2 separate regions of the Homo sapiens genome follow, and region 1 is linked to region 2. A link is an interaction called in ENCODE POLR2A ChIA-PET data of the cell type or tissue named here. Cell type or tissue: PC-9. All regions are shown on one strand. Each heading gives the region's core, and the rest is flanking DNA. Links, peaks and the distances in the headings are about the cores only.

Evidence for each region. ChIA-PET counts read pairs that join two places held together with the same protein. Peaks named below come from ENCODE experiments on the same cell type or tissue, not always from the same donor. Only the 100,000 strongest peaks of a DNase experiment are listed, where the experiment ranks them.
Region 1: POLR2A ChIA-PET joins it to region 2 with 5 read pairs; 26 of 35 experiments call an interaction of 5 or more read pairs at or near these places.

The regions. Positions count from the first base shown.
Region 1 is chr6:109,169,226-109,174,610 of GRCh38, reverse strand. It overlaps CEP57L1 (centrosomal protein 57 like 1), which reads right to left. Exons shown (of 11, transcript NM_001271852.3): 11 at 193-5,385. It also overlaps the pseudogene CCDC162P. Among named protein-coding and RNA genes, the nearest start is that of CEP57L1, 76 kb to the right of the region's middle. In PC-9, for the core only: no CTCF peak of the experiment used is centred there; a DNase peak (open chromatin) is centred at 2,260; H3K27ac peaks cover 923 bases.
Region 2 is chr6:109,395,869-109,401,253 of GRCh38, reverse strand. It overlaps PPIL6 (peptidylprolyl isomerase like 6), which reads left to right. Exons shown (of 8, transcript NM_173672.5): 7 at 1,084-1,219. Among named protein-coding and RNA genes, the nearest start is that of CD164, 16 kb to the right of the region's middle. RefSeq lists a silencer at 3,814-4,108. In PC-9, for the core only: CTCF peaks have their summits at 3,810 and 4,010; no DNase peak of the experiment used is centred there.

The DNA of each region.
Region 1 (5,385 bases), core at 248-5,247, 230 kb after region 2:
AGGCATAGTTCTTTGTAATAGTCCATTTGTAATTACACAGCTTTCTTTCTCCAAAGTCAATGTCCTTTCTCCCTCAGAAATATGCTGGAGATTGAACAGTCAGAAAAAAACATCATTTGAACACACTATTTAGGGATATCTAACTCCAACAGACAAATCTACCATGAAAAAGAACAAAATATACACAGTGAACAAACTTGGAAATTGTTTTTATGTAACTTTAGAGCAAAGGGTAGAAACTTTACAGAAGGTTTTGCTTGGTTTGTGTAACCATTCTACAAATAAGCCTGGATCTGTGATGGGATGGGAATGATTGCTGCCAGCTTGTCTGGAACATTATGACCTCTGCAAGAAATCTGAAAAGTTCTCAGTGCATAACATACTCTCTCCCTTCTCAAAAGAAAAGAGTAAAGTATCCATCTTAGACACTGTAATTTATATCCATTAGGCCCTATCTCCTAACACTGCTTCATTGGAGATGGTTTCCAACACAAGGTTTTTTTTTTTTTTTGAGACCAAGACTCACTCTATGGCTCAGGCTGGAGTGCAATGGCATGATCTCGGCTCACTGCACCCTCTGTCTCCTGGGTTCAAGCGATTCTCCTGCCTCAGCCTGATGAGTAGCTGAGACTACAGGTGCATGCCACCACACCCAGCTAATTTTTTTTTTTTTTTTAGTAGAGACGGGGTTTCACCATGTTGGAGGCTGGTCTCAAACTCCTGACCTCAAGTGATCCACCTTCCTTTGCCTCCCAAAGTGCTGGGATTATAGGCGTGAGCCACTACGTTCAGCCCCAACACATGGCTTTTGAGTGACATATTGAAATCATAGCATGTGACTGATTTCTATTTCTAATGGACACAGAAAAATTCTGCCGGGCACAGTGGCTCATGCCTGTAATCCCAGAGCTTTGGGAGGCTGAGGTGGAAGGATTGCTTGAGCCCAGAGTTTGAGACCAGCCTGGGCAGCAAAGTGAGACCGCGTCTCCTCAAAAAAAAAAATTTTTTTTTTTTTTTAATTAGCCAGGTGTGGTGGCATGCACCTGTAGTCCCAGCTACTTGGGAGGCAGAGGCAGGAGGACTGCTTAAGCCCAAGAGTTTGAGGTTGCAGTGAGCTTTGATTGCATTCACTCCACTCCAGCCTGGGTGACAGAACAAGACCCTGAAAAGAAAAAAAAAAAAAAAAGAAAGGTAGGGGGCGGGCTGAGGGGGAAGGAAAGGAAAGATTCCTTTCTTCTTTATCTCAAACTCTCAATAGGCCACCCTTGAATAAACTGGAAGGAAATAATATTCTTTAAATGGTCTCATGTTCCAACTGACCTTTTAGGATTCAGGAAAAAAATTAATAAAAATTATTAATATAACTTGTAAGTAATACAGTGTCAGGAAAATGCAAAAATAATACTGTAGAAAATGACACAATTAAAAAGTACACAAACAATGGTATACATGGTTAAATATTACACAAAAGTATCCCTTTACTTTTCACAGACATGTGGCTATTTGCATAGGTTCAAAAAAAACATGTTCTCCTTCCTACCAGGCAATAATTAACAAATCACTTTTGTAACCATCACCATGCCACACATCTCATTAAAGTAGATATGGCAAACCCATTATTAAGCAAAGCAGTCCAAGCAACTTGGCTGAGGTAAATTGACCGGTTCTTGGTTCCTGACTTCAGTATAGTATGTGGGCAGTATCTTACACATAAAGAAATGACAACCTCTTGGGCTTGAAAAAGCCTCCAGACAAAGTTAACTCCTATGTTGTAGTAACACATGGCCCTAGTTTTATTAACTAGACTTATAAGAAGGTCTTTGTATACTAAGCGTAACCTTTTATCACACTCACATAATAAAACTAGTCATCAAACTAATGATACTAAATCAGAAAATCACTAAGCAAATTTATGGCCAATTCCATGCTTTAGGAGGAAATTTGGAGGCAAGACTGACACCTTAACCAGAGGCCATGATAGGTAAGCAATGCACATCACTTTTGGGTCAGAAAACAAAAAACAATACCGCAGTAAAGGATCAACATAGCAAGTCTTGATTGTGTAAACTTTTCACATTCCAAAGAAATGTTTGTCCTGTGTCCAGATTCAAGATAACCTCTAAGTCCTTGGACTATCCTGCCTGATATGAATGTTTTAATTTACTTGGGGGCCTTAGGCCATACCAGGTAGTCTAAGCTAACAATGTGATTAATGGTGAAGTCCTTAGGCCATGTAGTATCAGCTCCATCTTTGGAGGGGCTGAAAACTGAAGGTCAGCCACATGGGCTATCAGTCATGCTATGCCTACGTGACCAACCCTCAAGAAAAAATCTGGACACCAAGGCTTGGTGGAGCTTCCCTGGTTAGCAATTCTCCAAGAATGTTGTCACACATTGTTGCTGAGAGAATTATGGTCTGTCTGCTGAGAGAATTATGGTCTGTCTACATGACTTCACAGGTGAAGGACAACTGGAAGCTTGTGCCTGGTGTCCCCCAGACTTTGCCCTATGTGCCTTTTTTCAGCTGCTGATTTTAATATATATTCTTTTGCTATAATATACCATAACCATAACTTAACAGCTTTTCTGAGTTCTGTGAGTCCCTCCAGTGAATCACTGATCCTGAAGGTGGTCTTGGGGACCACCCGAGATAAAACACTGAGGTAAGGTTAACAACAAAAACAGTCACCACACTGTCTAGTTCTCATTTCCCATGTAAATGAAACCTTGAGCCTTTCCTGTAAATTACTAATAACTATATCCCTGGTCTTGGCAATGCTGATATCTAAGGATACATGATGACCTCTGATATGATGATTATCTGAGGAAACTGTTTTCCACCATGAAAAGAATAACTAAACTTGGTGACTTTGGTAATTTTGTAGGTTTTTTCATTTTTTAATTTGATAAGCCTGTCCTCCTAAAGCTTGTACTCCCTTGCAAGACTTCTTTGCATATAAACTCCTAAATGCTTTAATCTTTTAGTGGTTTATGTTTTTTATTTCTGTAGATGGTAGTTTAAACTGATAGTATTTTAGTAGAACGGTTTAAGAGAATCAAACTCTAGGCAGGGCGCGGTGGCTCACACCTGTAATCCCAGCACTTTGGGAGGCTGAGGCGGGCAGTTCACCTAAGGTCAGGAGTTCGAGACCAGCCTGGCTAACACGGTGAAACCCCGTTTCTATTAAAAATGCGAAAAAAAAAAACAGCCGGGTGTGGTGACGCATGCCTGTAATCCCAGCTACTTGGGAGGCTGAGGCAGAAGAATCGCTTGAACCTGGGAGGCGGAGGTTGCAGTGAGCTGAGATCGCGCCATTGCACTCCAGCTTGGGCAACAAGAGCGAAACTCCGTCTCAAAAAAAAAAAAATCAAACTCTACTTTGTGGCATTATTTATGGGAATGCTCTGAGAATGAGAAATCACAGGCAAATATATCATACCCAAACACCAAAGGCACAGCCCTCTTTCGACTTGAGAGCCATTCTGTAAAAGAACAAAGAAAAAAGAACCTGTTTGAAATTTTGGCTTAAGTGTCCACCATTTAAATCATACCTTGAGAGAATCAAGAATGTAATACTGATATAAATTTTTCTAAGCTTATAAAGGAGAAGTTATATACATAAAATAGAATAAGTTTTTTAAAAAATCAATTATTTTTTAGATTAAAGTAAAAGCAGATATCTTTAAAGTAACTTGTTTTTAACTCTGGTACTGACTTTCCCAGCTTTAAATTGGTAGCTTGGTTCATTTCAGGGAAAATGAAGGCAATAATGCTTTTTATGTGTTCAAGCATTTCAACAGTGCTATTCTCTCACATGTATTACATATTTTGGATAAGCTATCTCTGAAAATATTTTGTAAGATATTAAAGATACTTTTGCTAGAAATTGTAAGTTATAAAACCATAAATGTTCCACAGACTTCTCGAGAGCTTTTTAAAATTTAATTTTAAGTGGGTTTCCTGTGCACCAAAATGGTTTATGTTTTAAATAACACATTTGTAAAGTTAAACGGATCTACAGTGATGAAGAGTGAAATACTTTCCAATTCAGCAAGATTCTGGACAATTGCCCTGTAAACATCAATCTTGTATTTCAGGCATGAAATGATTCACATTCTGTACTAGGTTCAGTAACAGGTTTTTCTAAGAAATACCAAAGGTCAATGTACATTTAACTTTAAGGCAAACTAACAACAACAACAACAACAACAAAATGCCTCTCAAGGTTTTTTAGAACCTATCCTAAAATTTACTTAACTACATTAAGCCAAGTCAGGTTGAAAAGTACATTATTTTACATTATTTTAGCTGATTGGAAGGTCTGGCTCACTTTACAATCCTCTGTTCTTAAAGACTAAGATTTCTTTCTTTAATTGTTTAGGTTAACTTTAGTAATTTGTAGTGGTGAATAAACTTCTACAAGTGGGTAGAATCCCATTACAATGGGATTATATTTGGTGGCCTTATTATTGCTCATTACCCTATAACACTTCTTCCTACCTTCTGACCATTGTCCAGAGCAGAGTGGCTTTGCTGATATGGTTATAAGAAATCTATTAAATAGGATATTAAAGGCCAAAGAAATCCTCTCAGGAGTTAGTTTATTTAATGAAGCTATCTTTCAGGTAAGATATTTATCCACTTATTCATTTTAAAATATTCAATCAGGTTGATTGCTGAGTAAGATGACATGTTTTTAAAGAGTACTACATTGGTGGTATTATCAGGTTTTTAATTTTCATGGTGCCACTGACTGTTGATGCTCGGAAAAATAGGGTTTGTCAAATAACAGATCTTTGCTCTCTTCAGATTGGAGACATGCAGATAGTTTTTCTCCGACAAATCTCACATTCTTATTGGTTGTAAAACTGTCTGAAGCACCTACAGAGCAAATTTCTTTCTTAATCATAAGACTCATGCTTGGTTAGATTTTACCAAGAGGTAGCATAATGAGGTCATTTTGTTAAGGGATTCATACTGAATGTATTTATTTGCCCACATTAGAAAACCAGTATTTCTCTAAGGTAAGTTGGCTAGTGTTTGAAAATTGTATTCTATAGACCAGGAAATGCAACAGTATTGATTAAAATGAGACTTGTTATCTGTAAAACACATGAAACAATATTTCTGGGATAAACAATAGATTGGCACATCCATAACAGGGGACTTGGGAGTATTCCTATTTTAAATTGGCTATTCCACTTTTCTCCACACCCTTCAAATTCATTCTCACTGAATACTTATTAAAAGCCAACTTTTTCTTCCCTAAAAAACATTTAGGGCTACATTAAAAATGACAACCCGTACTCACAAAGTTTCACAAAACATAAGCTACCTTAATTATGTGTGATGCACTCTGATCTTTTTTTTTTTTTTTTTTTTTG
Region 2 (5,385 bases), core at 303-5,302:
ACACTAAAAAAGCTATTGCTTTCCACAAAATCTTGGTCAATCCAAATAAGGTTTCAGATTAAAATTTATTTGAAGATTGGCCAGGCACGGTGGCTTACGCCTGTAATCCCAGCAGTTTGGGAGGCCGAGGCAGGCGGATCATGAGGTCAGGAGATTGAGACCATCCTGGCCAACACAGTGAAACCCTGTCTCTACTAAAAATACAAAAAAAAAAAAAAAAAAAAAAATTAGCCGGGCATGGTGGCGGGCGCCTGTAGTCCCAGCTACTCGGGAGGCTGAGGCAGGAGAATGGCGTGAACCCGGGAGGCGGAGCTTGCAGTGAGCTGAGATCGCACCACTGCACTCCAGCCTGGGCGACAGAGCGAGACTCCCTCTCAAAAAACAAAAAAAAAATTTTATTTGAAGATCACTAAAAATAAACAATTAATTTCCTTTCATCATCAACATTTTTAAACTACATGGAATGGGAAAGTACATGGAATGGAAATCTGCCCAAACATTTAGGGCCACATTTATGCCAATTAATGTGCTGAGAAGCCTGGAGCTAAAGCCATGAGGAGACAAGGTTCCTGCCTTCACCTACTAGAGAAGAAATGCCATGTAAACCAATAATTACATCGAGTGTTATAAGGACTGTCCAAGAACGATGTGTAAGATGCTTGGGGGGTTCGGGGGAAAGGTCAGGTCCACAAAAGACTTCTCAGAGGAGGTGTTTTTAATGAGTATGGTGGTAGTTTGAAAGAAATACCAAAACAGCACGAGAAAGTTTGCTGACCTTTATTCTTGATTAGAATACTGTATATATTTCCTTGTACATTATTAATTTTCTTAGCACACTTGTTTATGGTAAAGACAAACTAAAGCTGAATGTTCCAATAGTTCTAATAAGGTTTTACAGGTTTTTTTAAACAGCCCATTTGCATGTTTGAAAATAATTTGAAATGAATAGAATATTTACAATTTGGAATCCATTGATAAATATGATTGAGAGTGTTACCAAGGGTTCTATTTGTTCCTTATATGTTACAATAAATTGAGATAATAGAAATGTGCTAATGACCTACTGATTATTGTCTTTCCTAGATGAAAACTTTTCAGTTCCTCATAATAAAAGAGGAGTACTTGGAATGGCCAACAAAGGCCGTCACAGCAACGGGTCACAATTCTATATCACACTGCAAGCAACTCCTTATCTAGATAGAAAATTTGTGGCTTTTGGGTATGTATATTGTAGATCTATTTATATAATATTCACACCTGTAAAAATGTCATTTAAAAATATTTGGATAAGTATTGTATATAGTGTATAGGTAGCTAAAAATAGGGCTTAAATGCAAAAATAATACAAATAGAGACAAAAGTATTTAAGAAATATTTTGCAAGAAGTTTGCTATCTATAAAAACACAGAAACTGGCCAGACACAGTGGCTCAGGCATATAATCCCAGCACTTTTGGAGGCTGAGGTGGGAGATTGCTTGAGCCCAGGAGTTCAAGACCAGCCTGGGCAACATAGCGAGACCCCATCTCTACAAAAAGATTAAAAATTATCTGGCTTGGCATGGTGGCTCATGCCTGTAATCTCAGCACTTTGGCAGGCCAAGGCAGGTGAATTACTTAAGGCCAGGAGTTCCAGAGCAGCCTGCCCAACATGGTAAAACCCCGTCTCTACTAAAAATACAAAAATTAGTCAGGCATGATGGCATGTGCCTGTAATTCCAGCCACTCCGGAGGCTGAGGCAGGAGAATCACATGAACCTGGGAGGTGGTTGCAGTGAGCCAAGATCATGCCACTGCACTCCAGCCGGGGTGACACAGCAAGACTCTGTCTCAAAAATAAATAAATAGGCCGGGTGCAGTGGCTCACACCTGTAATCCCAGCACTTTGGGAGGCTGAGGCAGGCAGATCACTCGAGGGCAGAAGTTCCAGACCAGCCTGGCCAACATGGCGAAACCCCATCTCCACTAAAAATACAAAAAATTAGCCAGGCGTGGTGGCATGCACCTGTAGTCCCGGCTACTCGGGAGGCTGAGGCAGGATAATTGCTTGAACCCAGGAGGCAGAGGTTGCAGTGAGCCGAGATCGTGCCACTGCACTCCATCCTGGGCGACAGAGCAAGACTCTGTCTTAAATAAATAAATAAATAAATAAATAAATAAAAATTAGCTGGGTGTGGTGGTGTGTGCCTGTAGTCCCAGCTACTGAAGAAGTTTCGGTGGGAGGATTGCTTGAGCCTGGGAGCCATGATTGTGCCACTGCACTCCAGCCTGGGCAACAGAATGAGACCCTACCTCAAAAAATATATAAGACAAAATAAAAAAATAAAAACAGAAACCATTTAGGCATAGTCACAATAATGTTCTTTCTGTGTCTCTATCTATCCATCTATCAAATCTTCAGCCTTAAGGATATTATCAATTCTTTATTACTATGAATCATACCACAGTGCTTAATAATATACTAATATGTAGAAGTGAAGAGGTGAAGTCATTTCAATAATTGTCCATGGACATCATGAAGAGGTAGATGAAAACTATTCAAGTTACATATAACTTTTTTTACTGAACGATTTTAAATATGAAAACATCACAGGTAATAGTTATTATTAGAATATTATTAGCAAGATGCTTAAAGCCATGTGGACCTAAAATGGATGATAGAAATACTTTTCATCACTCCAGTGTTTCATCTCTCTCTTTAATTACTGAGTGAATATGAGGCAGGGCTTACTTCTTCTTCCCTGAGATAATGTAAAGTGTTTGTATTTTTCTGAATAACTGTTAGATTTATTCCACCCACTCCATAGGGATAATTATTGACTCTCCAGCACCTGGAATGTCATGCCAGTGTTCATTTTAACCACAGTAATTCCTTTAGTGTAATGCTTTCTGTGATACTTCCAGGTTGAAAAAATAGAAAGTGTATTTTCATCCATAGGATATCTTTAAAGAGATAACATTACATTAATAGATGCATAACGTAAAACAATGACTTGTCTTAAGTTTTCCCTGGTCCCCAATAAATTGTATTCTGATTTCGAAAATGCATTATTAAATTAGTTTTAAGGCTGGACGCGGTGGCTCACGCCTGTAATCCCAGCACTTTGGGAGGCCAAGGCGGGTAGATCATGAGGTCAGGAGTTCAAGACCATCCTGGCCAACATGGTGAAACCCCATCTCTCCTAAAAATACAAAAATTAGCTGGGCATGGTGGCACACACCTGTAGTCCCAGCTACTCAGGAGGCTGAGGCAGGAGAATTGCTTGAACCCAGCAGGGGGAGGTTGCAGTGAGCCGAGATCGCACCACTGCACTCCAGTCTGACGACAGGGTGAGACACCATTTAAAAAAAAAAAAAAAAGTTTTAAATCCAAATAACATTTCTTGAATCATTTAAATCCAAATAACATTTCTTGGACCATTTAAATCTCTGTCATGTTGCTGACAGTCTCTGTCCTCTACCAACTTCCTGGTGATCTTTTATATCTCAGCTAAAGGTACCTTTCTCAAACACAAACATGACTACTTTAAAACATTTAGTGCCTCCATTACCACCTCCACATCTGCACAGCCTGAAGTCTAGAGTGGCATTCCAGGTCCTCTGGCCCCACATCCTTTGTTCAGCCTTCACTTCTGCTGTTTTCCCAACTCATTCAAGCAGAATTTCTTTAGGCACCTGCAGTATGCCATTCATGGTACTCAGTGCTGGGGAAAAAGAGCGACAAGGTACAATCCCTGCTCTTCAGCGAGCTTAGAGTATGTTATGAAAACAAGGTCAAATAGCCAATAGCTATGTGACAGTGAGACATGGGCCATGCAAACTGTGTACAGGGTGCATTGGGAGATGGGTAAGAAAACACCCTCCAACTCCCTTCACCAAAGCGAACACAGAGCGTTACAGGGCGGCAATGGAGTGGAGAGCACTCGGTCTCCTTTTGATGGTTCCTGTTCTCTATGATCCACCTTCCTCTTGGAGAAATCTCTAATTTTTGTTATCACCACTCTGTCCTCAGGGAGGCACTGCCCTCCTTCTATTCTGCTATTCTGCCTCAAGTATGATCTCAGTGTATTCCTTAAATCTCCAAATTAAAAACAAAGTCTCCAAATCACAGTTGGGGCTGGGCTGGAATATTTAAATAAGACCTTACAGAGTGCTAAGGGAGAAGCAGAAATGTAAAACATAATAGGCAACTAGATAATCTAGTTAAACTAATGAAATAGAACTCCTTCAGGGATACCTTCCTTCCCAGTTGTAGGGCTGCCTCTTCCCTATCATCTCTCAGTATCCCCAGGTGTGTCTGAGCTTTTGGAAGCCCAGACATGGTTAGCAAGGTCCAGAGAGATAAAGAATATTCCTCTCTGATCCAAGACAGGCACTCCTTCCAAGCCCAGTTTCCAGGTACATGAACCTGCCGCTCTCTCAGATGGATGACACTGGGAATGTCCTTCAGGAAAGACTGTAGCAATCCACAGAGCATGGCTGGCCCAGTGGGCTCATAGGGAAAGAATATCACAAAACAAGCCTGTAAGCTCTCCATTCACGTGCACCCATTGTAGAAGGGGTTTGGGGGAGGGGGAATTATTTCATTTTAAGAGACTTGTAAGGTGGGAGGGGGTCATGGAAAGTTTCATGAGAAGGTGAGCTGAGGAGTGAAATGTCACGTAGAAGTTAGCCAGATAGAGAAGCTAGAAATCACAATGAGTCAAATCAGTTTTAGGAAGAGTGAAGAGGTTTCGCAGAGAGGCCCTGAGGAGTAAGAGAGCATCTTATCTACAAGTCATCTGTTCTGGGCAGAGCTTGGTACTTAGGGGAGAATGGAAAGGGTGGAGGCCGGATAAGAGGGTCAGCAAGGGTCCAACTCCCAATGGACTGCGGGTGCCATGCTGCTGAGCAGGAACCTCACGCAAAGGTGATGGGGGCCATGGGAGAATTTTACATTGTGAGCGACATAACCAGCTTCTCATTTTGAAGAAAAAATCTCTTTAGCAGAAGTGAGGAATGAATTGGCAAAGAATGAAAAGGAAGTAGCAAGACCACTTAAGAAGCTATGGTTATAACAGGCCATAAATGAAGTCCTGCTCTAAAGCATCAGCAGTACAGATGAGCAGGTGATAAGTGGACAAACTCAAGACATTGAGAAGTTAGAGTAGAGAAGCACTTTGGGAGTCCGAGGTGGGCCGATCACGAGGTCAAGCGATCGAGACCATCCTGGCTAACACGGTGAAACCTCATCTCTACTAAAAAAAATACAAAAAATTAGCCGGGCGTGGTGGCAGGCGCCTGTAGTCCCAGCTACTTGGGAGACTGAGGCAGAATGGTGTCAACCCGGGAGGCGGAGCTTGCAGTGAGCGGAGATCGCACCACTGCACTACAGACTTGGTGACAGG